2 separate regions of the Homo sapiens genome follow, and region 1 is linked to region 2. Evidence: chromatin contacts called from ENCODE Hi-C or POLR2A ChIA-PET data. All regions are on one chromosome and are shown on one strand. The core of a region is the stretch at or near the end of the contact, and the rest is flanking DNA. Distances in the headings are between cores, read along the strand shown.

Region 1 (6,545 bases), core at 3,655-6,154, 510 kb after region 2:
AATTCATTAGGCAGTAAATACAATAGAGGGTTTCTCATGCTTGGAACTGCTTTTAGCTTGCACGTTTAGTTTGGATACTAAAAAGGAGTCCTTCTTACTCTTCCTCTATGGGGTCTGCTGCCCCACATAGAGTCAGCAGTGGAGCAACTCTGGGGGACAGAGAGACAAGGCCTTCTGACTGTTGCCATGCTGACAGCCAATGAGAAGAGTTCATTCTCCATGCTGCTTCCTGGCAGAACATGCATTGATTCATTCATTCAACAACATTTAATGAGCTCCTAAAATGTGCTAGGCACTGTTCTAGGTGGAAATATACGTTGGTGAACAAGAAAGACAAAATTCCTATTCTTGTGGAGCTTGCATTATATTGTGTGTGTGGGGGGGACAGAACGAATAAGTAAACATATAAATCATATTATTTTAGACAATAACAAGCACTCTAAAAAATAAAGCAGGGTAAGGAGGCAGAGAATGTTGGGAGTAAAGTGAGAAGCTTCTTTAGGCAAGGTCTCCTCAAAGAGCTGACATTGAGACGAGATTTGAGTCAGTGAAAAGTGAACCTTCCAGGTAGAGGGGACAGCAAGTGCAAAGATCATGAGGATGGTATGAACTTGGAATGTTTAAGGAACAAGAAACACTGGAGTGAGTTAGGGGGAGAATGGGGAGAGAGGGACCTGGGAGGAGAAGCAGGGGTGATATAAGATGTTTGGATTTTACTAAAATATGATGGAAAACTCCAGGAGGAGTTTTGAGCAAGGGAGTGTGATATGATACATGTTACAAAACACAGACTATGACTGCTGAAGGTGGAGGTGACTGAATTATACGGGGCAAGAATGGAGGCAGAGAGAAGCATTGAGAGTCTATAGCTGTAGGCTATGGGAGAGATAATGATGGGTTGGAGGAAGGTGGGAGGAGACCTGGTGAGAAGAGAAATTTGACTGGGGATTTTTCTTTAAGGTATACTGACAGGGCTTGATGCCTTGTGTGTGGGGGCTAAGGGCAAGCAAGTCAAGGATGACCCTGGGTTATGTAGCTGGAGCACTTGGTGAAGGCTCATGCCATGTCCGTAGAAGTCAGCAGTGGAAATTTAAGACAAGGGAAAAGTCAAAAGTCCTTAGTTGGCCATATTACAATTTTTTGTCATGATCATTAAAGTATTTTAAAAAACAGCTTGAGATATAATTCACATACCATACAATCCACCCATTTAAAGTATACAATTCAATGGTTTTTACTATATTGTGAATATATGTGAGAGTTTTACATCCATCACCACAATCAAATTTAGAGCCTTTTCATTACCTCAAAAATAGCCCCTACACTTTTGAGCCATTACCCCCTAATCCTACCTCCCTGGCCCCAAGCCCTAGACAACCACTAATCAGATGTTTTGTCTCTATATATTTGCCTCCTGACTTTTCATAGAAATGAAATTGTATAATATATGGTCCCTTGTGACAGGCTTTTTTTCACTTAGTGTGAGGTTTTCAAGGTCAATGTTGTAGTATGTGTCAATGCTTCATGTCTTTTTATTGCTGAATAATATTCCATTATATAGGCATACCACATTTTATTTATCCACTTATTTGTCAATGGACATTTAGGTTGTTCCTACTTTTTGGCTATTTTGAATAATGCTCTAAACATTTATGTACAAGTTAGTATATGGACATATGTTTTCATTTACCTTGTGTGGATATTAGGGATAGAGTTGCTGTACAGCAACTCTATGTTTAACTGTTTAAAGAACACTTTACATTCTAACTAGCAGTATATGAGTTCCAATTTCTCCACATCCTCACCAACATTTATTATCTATTTTATTCTAGCCGTCCTAGTGGATGTGAAGTGATATCTCACTGTAGTTTTGACTTGCATTTCCCAGATGGCTAATGATGTCGAACATCTTCTCATGTCTTTATTGGCCGCTTGTATATATACTTTGGAGTAATATCTATTCAGATCTTTTGCCTATTTGCAAATTGGACCTTTTATTGTCTTGTATTATCTAGTTGTAATAGTTTTTTAGTAGATACAAGTTCCAATCAGATATGTCTTGCAAAGATACTTTTCCATCGGTTGTTTTTTTTACTTCATTGATGGTGTACTTTGAAGTGCAAATGTTTTTAATTTTGATGATGTGGCCATATTATATTCAAGATGTCTAATAGGTAGTTAGAGATGTAGGCCTGGGGTTCAAAATAGAGGCTGGGGATAGAGATGCATATTTGAGAGTCATCCCTGCACAGATATTTAAATCCATGAGGTGGGATGAGCTTAATAGGGAGGGAGTGTGGCGGGAAGGGAAGGGTTGAGGAGTGAGTCCTGGGGCTCTCCAACATTTAGAGGTCAGGAAGAAGAGGCAGAGGGATAATCAAAGACAACTACTGGCTCCTGAAGAACCCATGGAGGTAGGCCATCCTGAAGGGGAGGGTGGACTTGGGATCTGGCATCAGGTAAGATGTTTCAGTGTGGCTTCCACCGAACACAGGTCTCACTGTAACATTCCACCACCAAGTACATACATAGCCATGTGTCCCTTCATTGTCACTAGAGAAACTTGCTGGGCCCATTCTATGAAGGTCACCTTAGCTTAACAGACCTACACACTCAAAATCCCCACTCAAGGGTTGCACTTATAGGAGGAGATTGCAGTACTTAGTTATCTAGAAAAGATTTATGACCTTGTTGAGATTAACTCTTGTTACTGTTAATGGATGTTATGCTGCAAAGCTATGACAGAACATATGTCTTGCTTTATTTTTTAATGGAACAAGCTAAAAGTCCCATCCCACAGGACCAGCTAATTACACAGAGACTTTAAAGATAGAGAGCTCTGAAGATCTTACCCAGACCACCTTTTCCCCTTGCTGGGGTCACTGTACTTTTAAGGATTCTGGGCTTTCTGAAATCAATAAAAGGGCCTTGGAAACAACAGTCCAAAGCAACTCAAGGCTGTTCCTGCTGAGGTGTACTTAAAGACTGCAGAGGAGAGACAGGAAATGGCTCTTATAATACAACATGGTGTATGGTGTCCTTGTCCACAAGGCCCAACAAGACTTGGGAAATCCTATTCTCTTCAAGATGTGTGATTTTAATGTTAGCTTTAAATGCAACACGCTCCGGGTGGAAGGAAAAACACGTGGACTCTGTTAGTGAAAATACAGAGTCAAGGCAGACAGATTTCCTTTGGGTCTTAGCCGAATCTGAGTTGGAGTCAGCTGACATCAGTTTACCTCTTAATCATTCAGCTCAACTTCTGGATTGTGCAGTAGACTTCTTGAGCTGGAATTTACCTGCTTGTTCACTTTCTTTTTCATCTGCCAAAGGACCACAACATAAAGGGCCAAATGGGACAGTGGCTTGCACACAGAAATATCCAGAAAAATAGGGCAGAGACCAGAACAGCATGCTAGTAAAGCCTTCTCTCTTAATAAGCTGCGCTGATTTGGTGAACTTCACTGGGGCTCCTGGGGTCAAAGTTGTGTAGGGGTTAAGGATATAGGAAGTGAAAGTGGGTGCAAGTGAGAAGGGCACGTTCTTATTAGTGAAGAGGATTCTGAAACGTTGGAATTGGTTTCCAGGAAACGAGGGACGGCTGTTCTGAGGTTTCCTTGGACTCCTCTGGGATCCCTGTTGTGAATATCAAAGGAGTACTGCTGGTGAGGGGGAGCGGGGGCTTCAGAGAGAGTGGGAAGACTGAGCAAGCTAAGTGGAGTTCATTTGGTATAAATCAGAGGCTGTCATTTCAGATTTCATGACTCTACATATCCAGTTATAAATAACGTTCCTAGGTGTTAGTAGGACAAATAGGAAGTGGGACAGAAGTCTTAAATTTGGGGGATCTTCATAGGGAAGGTCAGGTCCTGAAAGGGTCGCATAGAGGGGAGAGGACCCATTCTCTTCTTGCCGGCAAGTAGAAAACAAAGCCCAGCCCAGCTTTTCTCTCCAGAGAATGTTGTGGTGGGAGAGGGAAAAGAAGGTGGAGGTCCCGGAGGAATTGCACATGGGGCCAAAATGTGACTATGAAAGAAGAGTGGGCTTTTGATAATACCATTAAGAAAATCACGCAAGAAAGAAAAAAAGATGGTTAGGAATTACCCCTATGTGGCAGCATCTGCCCTGCAGAATGAGAAGGTTTGCAAATAGACTTCCCAAACCCCAACCACAGCTCGCTCCGCCTCGAGGACCCCTTTTCTGCACCCCCACCTCAGCGCCCTCTTCCTGCACCCACAAAGAGAGTACTCAGTCATAGGGGTTCAACAGGAGAGAGGAGACAGAAGGTACAGGCGGTGAGCAGGGACTCAGCCATCATCCCCCTCAGGTCCCTCCCCACCCAGTTGACAGAGCGAATCCCGAGTAATTGTTTTCCGAGGGGGTCCGTGCGCGCTCGGTGGCGCCGCCTCGGTCTGGGTTCCCCCGAGGAAAAATACCCACCCGCGAGGGCTCGGCGGCTTTTCGACTCGGCGGGGATGAACTGTGGCAACTTCGGCAGCCCCCACCGCGGTGCGGAAGTAAAGAGGGCAACATTGGCGACTGCGGCTCGGAGGGGCTGGAGCGCGTGAAGCCGTGGGGGCGCCGTGCGCCTCCCGCTCTCTCGTTTCGGCCGCAGGTCCTGGGACTCCGACTTCGGTGCTCCGGGTGATAGCGGCTGCGGCGCCTGCAGTCCAGATCCTCGCAGTTCTGCGGGCGAAGGAGGCGAACGGAATCGGCCCCCAGTGGGGAGCGCAACAAGCCACAGTAGCCAAACCCCGCGCTCCTGCCCGGGCTCCCAGACGAACGCAGCCGCAGCGGGGGGCCGGGCCCCGAGCCCCACGCCGCCGCCGCCGCGCCAGCGGTGGGGGGCGGGCTGGGGGCGGGGCGGCCGGGGCTGCCTTCCCGGGCGCATATGCGAGCGCAGCACCCGGCGCTGCCGAGCCACCTCCCCCGCCGCCCGCTAGCAAGTTTGGCGGCTCCAAGCCAGGCGCGCCTCAGGATCCAGGCTCATTTGCTTCCACCTAGCTTCGGTGCCCCCTGCTAGGCGGGGACCCTCGAGAGCGATGCCGATGGATTTGATTTTAGTTGTGTGGTTCTGTGTGTGCACTGCCAGGACAGGTAAGCATGACTGTGGCGGTTAGAGGGATCCGGGAAATGGGGGTGCCCACAGACCACGGCGGCGTGGGGAGACCTGGAGCCGAGCTTTGCGCTGGTCTGGGGAACGGCGGTAGCGTGGACCGGTTCCTGGGATCTCTTTGCCCTGCTCGGAGTGACAGGGTGAAAATAGGGACTCACGGGCTTGAAGATGTCCCCGTTGAGTGCCCCTTCTCAGGGGACCCGGCCTCAGGGGCGCAGGAGTGAGGGGCGCGGCCGAGTAGGCGCACCCTCTTGCTGCTAGTAACCGGCTTTCCGTCCCAGGGAGTCGAAACCCGCAGCAGGGCGGGCCCGCGTGCCCCGAGTTCCCGAACTTGTAAGGTGCTGTGGAAACCACTCTCGCCGACCCCCGCCAGGCTGGGAAGGGGTAGCTGCGGGAGTCGCACCCGCAGAGGGAGCGCTTCCGGCTGGCGGGCGCGGCCGGGGCCCGGGAGGGCGCGGTGCGGCGAGGGCAGAGAGCTGCGGGAGAACCCTGGGATCCCGCGATCTCCTCCTGTGCCTTCCTGACTACCCAGGAGAACTCCAGGAGTATTCTCCTCCGCCTGTCTTTGCTCCCAAGGGCTGGGCGAACAATTATCTGAGGGAAATAGAGCAGTGGAGACAATCTGGGGAAATTTTCTCAAGCTCAAACCAGTTTTCTCTTGCCATAATCGCAGGGTTCCGTGTGGGGAGGGGGGAGCAAGGATGACGCTTGATTGTCTGAAGTCCCCACTTCGTTCTGCCTCCGGAGACGCAGTTGTGAGGACTCTCAGCGCATCTTCTTCCTTCTGCTTCCACCGGCTCCCTTGCCCAAAAGTCCCCTGGGGTTCGGAGACTGGCTTGCAGCCGCCTTCTTCAAAGAGCTAGTAGTAGATGCGGGGAGACTGGGGTGAGGTGAGGTGGGGTGAGATGTAGGAAATTGGCAAAAATAGGGCCTGTCAACTGGGGGGAGTGTCGGAGGTTTGCAATCCTACCCAGCCATCCTCCGTACGCGCTGCACCCCAGAATCTGTGTGGTCATTCCCTTTCCCTTTATTCTCCCCCCTTTACCATCCTTATTTCCTTCTTTAGAGGCGTGGCCTTCTCTCTAGGCCAAAGAGCAAGTTCATCTGGAGAGGGCTAAGAAGGGGCGTCTGCACTTGGTTGGCTCAAAAGTTCCCTCCGCTTGCGCCCAGGCGCCCCTCTTTGGCAGTTAGCCCGCTGGAAGATCTAGCGTCTAGGAGCTTTCAGAGGGCCCTTCCCACTTCCCCAGGACTGAGCAGGCAGCGGCTTTCGTCTGGTTAAGAATGTTGAATATGGATTTCTCAAGGGACAAAAGAAACCTCCCATTCCGTTCCTTACCTCTATCCGAGCTTCCCAGGCTGCGGAGACGCCAAGGCTCAGTCTAGCTTAGAATAGTTGCTTCTTGAGTTCAGGCCCATCCGGATGGGTTAG
Region 2 (7,211 bases), core at 4,507-7,006:
GTCCTCAGAGAAGGGCAGGCGGCTTATTGCAGATTCAACTTTTGGTATCACTCTGGAGCTCCTTTACTTGTAACATAGCAAATACGGTTACTTTAAGGTACAGGAAAGCAGAAAAGGCACTGGCCTGAGAGTCAGATGGTTTCTAGTTCCAGCCTGGCTACTTACTAGCTGGGTGGCTTTGGATAAGTGCCTGCACCTCTTGATCCTCAGCTTACCTACTGTAAAACCCAGTCCCAGGGCTAGAACAGCTCCATTTCTTTCAGCTCTACCATTCTGTGAATTAATGACATCAGTTGACCATTGATTGCATCCATTCTACTTTTATTTGGCATTTGTTCATTTGATACATATATACATATATAAAAATCTGTACATGATAAAAATACAAAATAAGTATTTCTTCATAAGTTATGCAATTAAACAGCTACCTTTTTAAAGTTTAAAAGCCATTGCAAAACAAAAAAGTGAGAAATCTAGTCAGTCCTTTATAGTCATTCACAATAACCTTGGTATAAAATATCCATACAACCTGTGTGTACAAAATAGTGTACAGTTCATAAGAGCTGTGCAAAGACAGCAAAGTTCAGTTAAAAAAAAAAACAAAGAGACTGTACAGGTCTCTCTGTCCACATCATGCCCAGTTCCAGGAGGTCTGCAGCTCAGCAACACCTCCCTAGGAATAACAAAAGGGCACAAGGTAGAGTGTGTGGTGCGTATACCATGGATACAGACATTAAAAAGAAAAAGCTTTAAAACACACATACAAGAATAGGGACTGCTGCTTTTTTCCCCCTTTAGAGAACTCACTTCTTTCGCCAGAGAGCTTTTGGAAGGTGACAGAGAAGACTCAATATGTATGTTGTGCCTTGAATCAGAAGGCACTAATATATATATATATATTTCCTTTTTGAAAATCTTGAGCTTTCTAAGAGAACATCTATGGGAAGACAGAAGTGGGGTAGGGGGTGGAAATGAGAGACTGGAGTGAAATAGGAGCCCCTTGCTACCTATTAGGGGAGGTGAAGGGATCTAGAGGGTCAACGGTGCTGGAGTTAGTTATATGGTTTGGTGTTCTCACTCCCAACTCGGTTTCCTCCTCCATAAACAGGTTTCCTACCATATAGGGTGGTTACTGCTAACGACCAGCAGAGTGTGTCTCACAGTAAGGTCCAGGCCGTGGGACCACAGAACACCCCACTGTGTTTAAAATAGTTTGTAATAAACAAAATAGAATGGAGTCCTTGCTGAAAAGTTAAGGCTGGGACCAAGACTTAAAGTGAACTGATGTGGGGAGAACTATTTGGAGTTGGTTTTGTTGGGAAGGAAATGTCTCTTTGGGGCTACCGCAGGGCCGGTGGCGCCCTCAATGAGGTGATGGTTTCTACCGTCGGGAGAGGCAGCATCTGGGCACGGGGACAAAGTGAATGCGCAGACTGGACCCCACCTCTTCGATTTCAAAGCACTTAAAAATAGTACTCTGGCGTGCGAGCGGCTTCTAGGACACGGTGATTTCCTCCTGTTCCTCGCCCTCCTCTTCCTCCTCGGAATCTGAGAAGTCCGAAGGTTTCCCGGGACTGCTCGAGTGCGCGGGCGAGGGGGGCAGCGGCCCTGGCAGCCGCGGGTCCCGCAGGTGCTGGGGGTCGGAGGACGCGTGGTAGGCCAGGCGGTGGCTGGGGCTGCCCGGGCCCTCCTCCTCCTCTTCGTTCCCAGGGCCCTTCTGGCCCACGTCGCTGAGGTCCGGGTGCGGATTGAGCTTGGTGGGCAGGGTCTGCTCGCGACAGCCCCCGCTAGACAGGAGTTCGCGCTCCTTGGAGTTCCGCCATTTCATGCGTCGGTTCTGGAACCAGATTTTCACCTGGAATGTCCCGGCCGGCGAGAAGAAGGGAGAAGCAGAGGTCAGATCAGGGGCTCCGGGGGACGCACGGGGGCGGGGAGTGGAGTCGGGTGCAGGCTCTGTCCTTCGGGCTGTGTCCTCTCCCCACCCCCAGAAATGAGTTCCGGTGGATTCCCGCATTGACTCCGCCCCCGCCTCAGCTCGCGGTTCCGTTTGCCTCATCCGCTGCCACCCTGCCCCGAAGGGCGGGGTTGGGGGCCGGTGAGGCCGGGAGAGAAGGCGGGGAGTCGGGGTGGGGAGAGAAGAGGGCTATCCTGCGGAGCTTCGAGGGTAGTGGCCCGTGTACTCACTCCCTCTCTAGGCCTCGGTTTTCCCATCTGTACAGTGGGACCTAAGCCGTTTCCGAACCCTTGCAATTGACGGGTGCGCCGGGGAGGGGTGAAGGGCGGGGGCGGGGGGGGTGCTGTGGAGGAAATGCGCTCACCTGCGAGTCTTTCAGGCCCAGCTTGGCCGCCAGCTTCTTGCGGTCGGGCTTGCTGATGTACTTCTGCTTCTGGAACATCTTCTCCAGCGCCTTCCGCTGCACGTCGGAGAAGACTGCTCGACGCAGCATGCCCCGCCGAGGCTTCCCGCGCGCGGCCAGCGGCCAGGAGAAGGTCCCGGGGATGGGCACCACGCTGGAGGAAGCTGCAGGGTGGGGGGAGGTGGCGAGTGAGTGGGCGTACGCCCCCCAGTCCCAACACGGCTCTCCCTGGCTTTTTGCTCTGATCCCTTCATCTCTTTAAAACGCTCCTTTTTCTCCCCCTGGAGAATAGGCCACGAACCTACAAACCTGCGAGAGTGAAAGGCGCTTTCCGCCCAAACAACTTTCCCTTTCAACCGTGCAAACCCGGATTAGGTAAAACCACGGAAACAGAGAAAACAGCCCCCACAATAGCCTGTTTCGTTTTTCCATTCAGTGGACTTAGGGAAACAAACCTGCGTACATCAACTAAAACAGCAATAGAAAAAATAAATTACTAAAATAAAAATAAAATATCCAGCCGAGGCCACTGTGTTTCTCCCCTAAGCTTTTATCATTTCAGTGGCTTTTGCATTCTTTAGATGAAAATGAGGTGCTTTACTATTTTGATAAAGAGGGAAAAATCCGATTTAGATTTTTTGAAAAATCCAATAAGTATTCATCTTTTTTATATTAATCCTTCCTCCCCTCCCCCACGAAACGTAAAGAATTCGGCCCGAATACATGAAAAGTGGCAGCTAATTAGCACATTGACTGCTTCCCAATGGGTATTGGTATGATAAAAGGGGGGAGAGTTTTGCTTTAAGCGAAAGAAAAAAACAAAACAAAAAGAAACAGAGACTCTAATGAAGCGTGAATGGTAATTGTGTAGTAATGAACTAACAGAAAAAGACTGAGGACAAGCAGCGAAAGCCATATATTACTGGGACAAAAGAGATTTACACTTTCAAACTAAACACAACTGCAGGCCAAGACCATTGGGAGAATACTGATGGCAGAAGCTTCTCTTCCCCGAATCGTTTTCATTAAATGGACATGAAAAGCTATTTATAAAGCTCGGGTTGTTTTTGTTAGAGCATTGAGATGAGGGAGAAAGGGAGCAAATTCCATTATTAGCAGCAGTGTGAATGGTGGTGGTGGTGGTGGTGGTGGTGGTGGTGGTGGTGCTGGGGGGTGGGGGGAGGGCGAATTATCTCTCCCCTTTAAAAAATCAATTGCTTGTTTCTTTTGCTGATATTTGGGAGTGCTGTCGTGATTTTACCCATCCCCCGCAGGCCATACCCAGTTTTTCTTCTCTGTATAGGGACTCTCCTGCCTCCTTTTTAGTTTTGACCAGTGGCAGAGTTTTTGAGCCATAGTTTGAATCATCAGTGAGGTTACAGGAAGAAAACCTGGTGGAAGCTGCCTAAGGTGTTGCTGTTTTAGGCTGGGACACAATTATGGGCTTTCTTCTAACTGCTTCTTATTTTGCAAGATCAACGGTATTTTATAATACAGGGTGGGAAAGGAGTATGAGAAGGGGTTTGGAAATCAGGCTGGAAATAGGTTGGGATTGGGGGAGGATCTAATCCCCCTCCCCCTGGGCGACCCTAGGCATCCCACACAAGAGGGCACCCCATGTGGTCTTGTGAAAAGCCCGAAGCCCTGAATGAGTCTTAAAGAGAAATTAGCCCCGGCTGGTAGGTGTCTCTCGGCGGCGTGGAGGGACTAGGGCCGGTCTGTGTGTGGCTGCCCGGAGGAGCTGACCAATTGGTCATGGTGCTGAAACCTTTGTGGGGAATCGTGGCCAAGTGCACTGACTCTGTGGGAAAACGGCGGCGTGAAGGGATGCCAACAGCTCCTCGCCGGGAAGGGAACCGCCTCAAATTGGGACCATGACAATTCCTGCTAATTTGTAGAGCAGGGAATTGGTGCAAAGTGTCAAGCAGTCACTGCTTGTGCTCAATAGGGCATCAAATTGGCGCGACGGATTCATGAATGTTATACGCCTCGCAACCTCTGAACCAGAGCATAACCCCGAGGGGTGGACGGAGAAATACGGCTTCGGAGCAGGGAGCGATGGGCCGGGGCTGGGGCGCCGCCCTGCCTCGCGCAAAGAAGGGGGACGAGACCTACCTGGGAAATAAGAAGATCTGATGAAAGGCTGAAAAGACCCTTCGAAGTAGGGAAAGGCGAAGGTCTTGGGAGGGACGCTCTGGAGCAAGGCTGGGGATGTTTCTGGTGGGCGATGGAGGGGGGACAGAAGGAGAGAGGGAGACAGAAAGAATCTGATTACGTACTTGCCTATTGTATAGCACACTGAACACACGATATAATTAGCCCTTCATCTGGTTTCAAAGACATCTTTCTTATACGTTGACAGGGTAAAATAAATCTTCCCAACATTGTCTTATCTGTAAAACTCTTTTCTTTCTCCCCAACGTAATTCTCTGCGCCGTCCCACTCTACCCCAATCTCCATCCTAGGCACTAACGAGATAGGACTGAGTGGGGAGGAAAGAAATTGCAGATTTATAATATTTGCTAATCCAATAAATATATCATATTGAGTTTAAAAAAAAAAACTGTCTCCTAGAAGCTCGAAGGCAGAAACGCAGACGTCCAGGAGCGTGCGCTCAGCGTTACTGCACCAGATGACTGCGCACAGTCTCCGACTGCGTGTGCTCAAGTTCACTCCGAGGATGGGGCGAGCCTGGAGGCTTTTCTTCCCCGGAATTGACTGGACTATTCTCACATTGCCTGACGTAGGGTCTCAGAGTTCGTGCGTATTGTGTGTGCACCGATGTGTGTGTGGGGGCCCGCTCGCTAGAGGAAACTGAGGCCAGGATGACTCCGCGCATGCCTAGTACCTGAATGGGCCCTTAGGGTTCTGACCTCGCTTACCTGTTCTGGGCCCCGAGGAGAGGATGGCGTTCACTCCAAACTTCAGAAACGTCGTCTCGCTGGCAGGGGAGAAGGCAGTCGGCGGAGAGCCGCCCCGTCGGCTGCCGGGACCCGGGGAGCCCAGGTCCGAGGCCCCCGTGTCGGTGAGGGCCGTGGGGGCCCCCTGCCTGGGCGGCGACATGCTGGCGGTGGGCACGCTGCGGGGCAGGTAGGCGGGGGGTCGGCTGATGCGGATCAGATCCTCCACCAGGAAGCTGGAGTGGCCGGAAAATGCCGACTGCAAGGACTGGGGCAGCGTCAAGGTGGGCGTGGGCCGCAGGAGGCTAGGGTACCCGGCGGGGGGCGCGAGGAGGCCGGGGAACATCATGGTAGGCGCGGGCGGGCGAAATAACCCTTCTTTCAGTGGCCGGAGGGTAAACGCCTCGCTTCCCGCCCCTCCCGCCCCCACAGTGTCCTCTCTCTTGGGCTTAGCAAACGTCTCCAAGTAACAATCCCACTTGGGCGTCTGCGAGTCCTCCGTGGTCCTCTCGTCGAGGTGATGGTTTTATAGTGGCCCGCCCGCTAAAGCACTTTGAAAAGTGACAGCTCTGACAATGAAGTTCAACAAAGTTCTCCACTCGAGCTTCATTCGCCGGAGGCTCTGGACTCTCTGATTGGCGCAGGGGTGCAATTTATGATTGGATTAGTCTTCATAAGCATGGCCCGCACAATGGGCCGGCAACAAAGGCCCGCGCGCATCAATTTTGCATATCGACCGCCTCTTTGCAATACAGTGCGCCCCCAAAGCTCTCGCCAAAGGTTTTTGTTCCGAAGCAACACCCGGGCTAATTAAATGCCTATTTAGAAGTTTCAGATGACATCTTGCCTCATAGAAAAGGAATTATTTAAAGAACCCACTAAATTTATTTGCAGCTCCCCTGCTAAGCCTGGAAAATAAATCAATAAATATTCATAGAAATACATCTTCAGGCTATCAGCAAAGTTGCCCTCCCTCTTGTGGGGGTAGGGCAATGAAAAGTTTCAAGTCAGTGGACATGAAAATATACTCCCTTTCCGGTCTCTAGCCCTATCCGTTACTCCAGCTGAAGCATAAAGCAAATGTAGGGGTGAGTGAAATCAGTGTTAGAAGTCCCATTCTGACGACTCAGGGAAACTTGGAAACGGATGCTTTGGGGCCACTGGATGTGTGTCCGTAAGAGTGGGGAGAGGTCTGGAGTTATTTCATTTCGGGAGACTGGTTGAGTTTGAGCGTTGGTGGATACCTGAAAAGTAAAACGAGTCTCCTTCAAATTCCCAGCAACTTGGAAAACGATTTTCTCTAGGAGTTTCTGCAAGGGGCTGTCCGCACCTCACCTTGCGGGAGGAGCGGAGGAGAGCGGCGCTGGGCTGCCGAGCGGCAGGATTCCGCTTGCAAAGAGCTTAGGCTGACCGGAAACTGCCTCGGGCAAGGGTATCCAAAGGCTGTGAGTGCTATGCTGGCCGTTCTCCAAACACAGGGAGCTCTCGGCAGTTTAAGTTGAAACTCACAGCCCTGACATTTTAAGCCATAGCAGCGAAGGTCCAGACGTCGTCTGGAGAGAACCCTACCACTTGCGGGGCCCTTAACTTGGCCCAAGGTTTGGCAGCTTCTTAATTAACTACAACGCACAAACGCGTGAAAACCAGAGGGAAGGGATGCGGTTCCCAAGAATGTTGGTCCACTCCGGGAAAGCCTCCCCTGAATGTGGGGCTTCAAAGGAGAATCTTCCTGGAGACAGTCCCTTCGCTTTCCTCTGGTTGGGGCTGAGGTGGTACTAAGACTCGATTCCCCCCATTTCTCTGTTCGGCGAGATAACAGATGTGTTAAATGTCCCATTCATCTCTTTAGTGTGGCTGAACCTCCCCAAAGAGAAGTGTGCAGCCCCGCCAGGCCGCCCTGATCCTATTAACCATGAACTAACTGTCACCTTCAGCTGGTTTTCCTTTTTGCTTT

What was found. A loop is a pair of places that touch in the nucleus more often than their neighbours do. ChIA-PET counts read pairs that join two places held with the same protein, here RNA polymerase II (POLR2A). Pooled maps may share reads with other maps.
Region 1: a pooled map shows a loop between it and region 2 (18-fold over the local background). The contact joins the promoter of NELL1 here to the promoter of DBX1 in region 2. A Hi-C loop is called at or near these places in 7 of 37 single-sample maps with no recorded cell type and 8 of 50 pooled maps. POLR2A ChIA-PET finds 5 or more read pairs at or near these places in 1 of 52 experiments (H1).

Annotation. Positions count from the first base shown.
Region 1 is chr11:20,664,682-20,671,226 of GRCh38, forward strand. NELL1 (neural EGFL like 1) reads left to right here and starts at 4,905. Exons shown (of 20, transcript NM_006157.5): 1 at 4,905-5,097. The coding sequence starts at 5,043.
Region 2 is chr11:20,154,719-20,161,929 of GRCh38, forward strand. DBX1 (developing brain homeobox 1) reads right to left here and starts at 5,757. Exons shown (of 4, transcript NM_001029865.4): 1 at 5,240-5,757; 2 at 4,473-4,574; 3 at 2,319-2,521; 4 at 1,437-1,855. The coding sequence starts at 5,606. The coding sequence ends at 1,496. RefSeq lists enhancers at 1,552-2,751, 6,137-6,638, 6,639-7,138.